2 separate regions of the Homo sapiens genome follow, and region 1 is linked to region 2. Evidence: chromatin loops called from intact Hi-C (ENCODE). Cell type or tissue: right lobe of liver. All regions are shown on one strand. Links, peaks and the distances in the headings refer to the core of each region. The heading gives the core; the rest is flanking DNA. Region 1 overlaps TMC3-AS1 (TMC3 antisense RNA 1). Region 2 overlaps IL16 (interleukin 16).

The links. Peaks named below come from ENCODE experiments on the same cell type or tissue, not always from the same donor. Only the 100,000 strongest peaks of a DNase experiment are listed, where the experiment ranks them.
Region 1: a loop joins it to region 2, with 3 times the contacts of the local background. A loop is called at or near these places in 22 of 110 quality-filtered maps.

What each region holds. Positions count from the first base shown.
Region 1 is chr15:81,383,783-81,386,700 of GRCh38, forward strand. All of the region lies in intron 6 of TMC3-AS1 (TMC3 antisense RNA 1), which reads left to right. Among named protein-coding and RNA genes, the nearest start is that of TMC3, 11 kb to the left of the region's middle. In right lobe of liver, for the core only: no CTCF peak of the experiment used is centred there; a DNase peak (open chromatin) is centred at 1,759; H3K4me3 peaks cover 562 bases.
Region 2 is chr15:81,273,550-81,276,467 of GRCh38, forward strand. The region is part of intron 6 of IL16 (interleukin 16); the gene reads left to right. Among named protein-coding and RNA genes, the nearest start is that of STARD5, 49 kb to the right of the region's middle. RefSeq lists enhancers at 1,519-1,813, 1,539-1,833. In right lobe of liver, for the core only: a CTCF peak has its summit at 1,663 (motif pointing right); DNase peaks (open chromatin) are centred at 482 and 1,682; H3K27ac peaks cover 2,266 bases.

The sequences.
Region 1 (2,918 bases), core at 292-2,791, 110 kb after region 2:
TTTTGTATTTTTAATAGAGACAGGGTTTGGCCATGTTGGGCAGGCTGGTCTCAAACTCCGACCTCAGGTGATCTGCCCACCTCGGCCTCCCAAAGTGCTATGATTTCAGGCGTGAGCCACTGCGCCCGGCCCTTTTTCTTTATAAATTACCCAGTCTTGGGTATGTCCTTGTCAGCAGCATGAGAACAGACTAATACAAAGCATTTAGTAAGTTCAGGCTCTTTTTTTTTTCTAGTTTCTAGAATTGGTGCAGATTTGCCTCTAATCATTTAAAAATAGTAAATATAATATTCTCCATTTCTGGTGGGTGGAATTCCCATATCCACAGCACTTTCTTTCCCCTTCCTCTCTCTGCTTGTGAGGGCCTCTGAGTTTATTATTTCACTCATTCATTACATAAATACTAAGTACCTGTGCTGTGTTGTGTTACAACATTAAATCATATGCTACAACATTTTCACCAGACAAGGTCTATGGGTTTTGGAAAAACTCTAGGCAGTTTCCCTGAATCCCAAGCAGGCTTGTTCAGGCTTACTATTTAGAGAAAATGGGTCTGACCTGGAGAGTCAGTATTTATGGTGTGATGCACTTGAGTAGATCTTATCAGCATCTACTAATGAGAGTTGAACATTAGCATGCTAATGTCTAAATTCAGAGTATATTCTGTGTCATTGAGATAGGCAGAAAAATGACCCCCCAAAATCTATCTACGTCTTAACCCCTGAAACCTGTGCGTATTTCCTGATATAGCAAAAAGGGAGGGAGGTCCTTGCAGATGTGATTAAGTATTATGAGATAGGGAGGTTATCCTAGATTATCTGGGTAGGCACTACAGGTAATCACATGTACCTTATAAGAGGGATGAAGGAGGAGATTTTACTGCATACAGAGGAGAAGGTGATGTGAAGATGGAGCAGAGAGAGACCTGAAGATGCTGGCGTTGAAGGCTGCAGGGATGCAGCCACAAGCCAAGGAGTGCCTGCTCTCACCAGAAGCTGAAAGAGGCAAGGAATGTCTTCTTCTATAGAACCTACAGAGGGAGTACCCTGCCAACACCTTTATTTGGGCCCAGTGATACTATCAGACTTCAGACTTCTGGCCTTCAAAACTGCCAGAAAATACATTTCTGTCATTTTAAACTACTACGTTTATGGTGATTTGTTACAGCAGCCACAGGAAATTAATCCAGCCACTTTATGTCCAAAATGAGGTTAATAATAGGGAACCTGTAAGTGCATGCCTTGTTTCAAGTTTACCAGAGATGCCACATCCTTCCTGGTGTCTCTGTGGGTTTGCTTCCTAAGATTCCAATCAACCCTTGCACCCGGTGATCAACTTTCCAACTGTCTTTCAGAAAATGATTAACTTCTGTTTTTTAACTAAGTCGTCCCCAGCAAACCATATTTTTGTGAAAGCTTACTGTTCATTTCTGCAGGCCTGAAGGGAGGTGGGGCTAGTAAGTCTCAGCCCCTTCTCTGCAAGCCTGCTCTAAACAGCAGTGACAGACATGGCATGGTCCACCTTCTAGTCATTAGATATAATGCCAAGATAAACAAGTTTGATTGATACCCTGGGGTGAAATTCCTTTTTGCACTCCAGGTACTGAGGAGAAGGCATTGTGTATGGGACACTGGAAGAGGTATGGGACTGTGTGAAGCCGGCTGTTGGGCATGGTCCACCTTCTAGTCCTTAGATATAATTCCTTTTTGGGCTCCAAGTACTGAGGAGAAGGCATTGTATATGGGACACTGGAAGAGGTGTGGGACTGTGTGAAGCCGGCTGTTGGGCATGGTCCACCTTCTAGTCCTTAGATATAATGCCAAGATAAACAAGTTTGAGTGATACCCTGGGGTCAAATTCCCTTTTGTGCTCCAGGTACTGAGGAGAAGGCATTGTATATGGGACACCAGAAGAGGTGTGGGACTGTGTGAACCCGGCTGTCGGGGGCCTGTGAGAGAAGGGGGATGAGAATGTGATTGGTTTTGAAATGATCTAAAATAGAAACTCCACAGATGGCCTCTGAGAAATTGAGACTCCATTCTGTAAAAAGGCACAGAGTCATAGAACTGTAGCGCTAGAAAGACTCTGGTCACCTGGCTCAATCCCCTGTTCTACAAAAGACGGGTCAGAGGCCTCAAGAGATACGACTCTCCAAGGCTGTCCAACCCATAGGTAGGAAAACTGGGACTTTTTGAAGTGTTTCTGTGAGAATGAAAATAAATAGCTGTAAAAGGCTCAGAATAGTGTTTGATGTAGTAAGTGTTCAAAATGTTTGATTGTGATAGGTTTATTTAAAACATTGGGCCACCTAAATTTCCAACATCAAAAGTGAAGTAACAAGAATGCTAATGAAATACAACGTTTTATCTAAAATAATGCAATCATCAGAGCCTTTCTGTTCCATCTGCCTCTGTGACTACTGCCCAGTCCAAGCCGCCATTGCCTAGATTGTCGTAGCAGCCTCCTCATCGTTGTCCTGTTTCTTTTGACGACTTCCAAAGACTATTTCCCGCCCAGCTACATCCCATTCTCCTCACAGCAGCCAGAGAATTTTTTTTTGTAAAAAATGTAAGTCAAATCAGGTGCCTTCTCTTCTAGAAACCTCCAGTGGCTCCTTTTCTCAGTCAGAGTAAAATCCACATCCTTACCCAGAGCTACATAGCCCAACAAGAGGGACCCTGTGCTGCACCCTGGAGCTCTTCTCCTGTAATTTGAGTGTCTTGCCTACCCTGCTCTGGCCACACTGGCCTCCTTGCTGTGCCCAAATACTCCAGGCCTGTGGCCTTGGGGTCTTTACGTGTGTCTTTTGCCTTGGTTGGAATGCTTTTTCCCTGCATGCTCAGTTACCTGCTCCCTTTCCTCCTTCAAGTCTCTTCTCAAATGTTGCCCTATCAGAGGGTATTTTTGGCCACCCTACA
Region 2 (2,918 bases), core at 176-2,675:
ATCCTGTCTCAGTTGCTGGGATCCGTTAACACCCCCTCTCCTTCATTCTCCCTGTCCTTCCTAACCCACAACCATAGGGAAACCAGGTTCAATGCTTCCAACCCTTGTAACGGATGAGTCTGATAAACATTTGCTAGGAGCCTACTGAATCCTAGGGTCTAGGAATACAGATAGAAACAATCAGGCATGATTCCTGAAGAGCTCATGATCTGCCACAGGGACCCTCTCTTCCACTCCCCACCCACCTTTCTTCCATCAACCCACCCCCTCTCAACTCTTTCATATCCTCACAAGACAGAAGCCTCATCCATCCTGGGAGTGAGGGGCCAGGGAAACAGAGCTGCCTGTCTTCTTGTCCTGTAGAGTCAGGGTTCCCCCCACCCCCACCTCCACCCTAAAGTCATTCATGGATTATTGAGCAACAGGTTTGGCCCAAAGAAATTGCCAGGTTTCAACTCAGGAGGCAAAGTTCAGGGGCTGGAAGTCACAGGGCAGAGAGTACCCACTGCAGGCCAAGGACTGGGCCATACACCAGAGGTCTGAAGAGAAGTGACTTCATAGCATTTTCACTCTTCTCTGTCAGCTCGCTTTCTATAAGCTATGCTGGGAGCCTAACCACCTTTAATCATCTAACTTGCTTAGGGCAGGGTAGGCACACTACAGTCTGTGGGCCAAATCTGGCCCACCGCCTGTTTTCAATGTCTCATGAACAAAGAAAGGTTATTACATTTCTAAATGGTTGAAAATTTAAAAGTGTTTTTGATTATTTTATGATATGTGGAAATGAAATGAAATCCAAATTTTAGTATCCATAAAAAAGCCTTCTGGGGACTCGAGCACGCTCATCCACGTACCTGTCATCCAGGGCTGCTTTCATCTCAGCAGGGTGCCCCCATCTCAGCCTCACAAAGTGCTGGGATTAGAGGTGTGAGCCACAGTGCCCAGCTAGAAAAAGAAACCAGAGAAAAAGGATGGATCATATACAATGGAACCATGATTAGGTGACAGCAGATTCATCAGTAACGACCAGGTCCAGAAGTCAGTGTAAACATAGTATTTATATCTGAGTTGCTTGGTGTAATGTTGAATTCAGAGAAAGTGCTCCCTGTTTGTGTATTGAACAAATTGAAAGAAAGGGAGAAAGTGGTTTTCTGTTCACATAGAAATGGATTTTATGTTACAGCATAGTGTGGAGTGGTTGCAGCTCACAAAGGTTAAAACTTTTACCATCTGGGTCTTTACAGAAAAAGTTTATCAACCCGAGCACTATGCAGAATTACACATACAGATTTTAGGGTGTGGGCAATGGCGAGCCTTTGAAGGTTTTTATACTATGGGAGGGACCTGCTGTGACCAGGGTTTTCAGAGGCTTCAGGAAGCAGAGTGTAGGATGAAGTGGGCCATTGTGAGCCCCAGGCTCCAGCTCCAAGGACTGCACAGAGGCGGTAACCCTGGGAGGAGAAGGGAGCAGATGAGAGAAGTGACAGAGCCTGAGCAGAGGTCGCAAAGGGCGGGGCGGGTCAGAGAGAACTGGAAGGTTTCTGGTCTTAGTAAACTAGAGAAAGACATTGCCTTATATAGAGTAAGAGGCACTGGAGGAGGAGGAGGAAAAGGAAGGCAAACCAGGATGTGTAGGTTTGAGTGGCAGAAGGGAGAGCGATGTCCCTGGATGACCACGAGATGGCGCTGTCCAGCAGGGAAATGACATCCGTTCTCTCTCCGTTCAGGGAGTTAGAAGTGAATGCAGACATTTGGGGAGCATGGACATTAGAAAAACAGCTGAAGTTACCAAGCAGTTGACGGGGGAGGAGGGGGGGGAGGGGAGGGGAGGGGAGGGGAGGGGAGGGGAGGGCCCAGATGCCGTTCTAGGGGAATAGCTAAATCAAGAGGGTGGTGGAGAGGAAATGTCAAAGAGAGGAAAAAAGAACAGTGGGATCAGAATTGGGAGTGTGCCATCATGTGTTTTATTATCTTTTGTACTTTTCTGTGTTTAAACAAAGGGGTGGGGGAAGGGTTGAAGTGGCAAGAAAAGAGAATATTGTGTTTTGTTCTCTTTCCTGAATGTAAGCCTGCCCAAGCCAAACTTTTTATTTTTTCTGAGCATTTGCCTCCCTTAATTAACAGCAATCATAAAAATTGAAGATTTCAATGAGTCAAGACTCTCAGCTAGTATATGATCCCTGATTCTAGCCTCAAACATTGACCAAATCATCTTTTGTAACTTCTTTTAAAAGTAAATATTTGAATCTTGAATTCAGGGCAAATACATTAGTTGCAACAAAAGTTTGGTGTACAGATCAAGGCTACTAATGTTTTACTTTTATTCCCCTTCCAAGAAACTATTGTGTAAGATTTATTTGGCAAAACCTAATCAGCCAGCTTTTACCAGATATAGCCAAATAAGGACAGGACATTCCAAAAAGCCCAGAGCTGGGCTGTGTGGCCCCAGTAAGATGGACATTCTAATAACTTAAAGAGAAGTCTAGCCCCTTAGGTAATTAAGAATGGACATTCTGAATTTTTGTTGTCTATCCTTCTTTCAGCACACATGTAATTATATTCTGATGTTTTAAATGTATCTATTTTCCTTCCCAGACTTGGAGTCTCACAATGACAAGGACTGGTTCCTTTTATTTTTCACTTTGGCTCCAGCAACCTAACAGACGGAACTGATCTGAATACTCTCCCCACCCTGCCTCCAGCCCCTGTTTCCAATACGTAGACTTGTGAAATAATATAGCACATCCAAAATCAAAATAAAGACGTGGAAATGCCCAGCTGCTAAGAAACAAAGAAACAACTTTAAATCTAAGAATGGCAGACTCAGGGGTTGATGATGTGGCGGGGAGGGCTGCTGGATGCTTATAGACCTTAAGGGCTGGAACTCAGATTTGAATGCCCACATGGGCAGAGGGGAC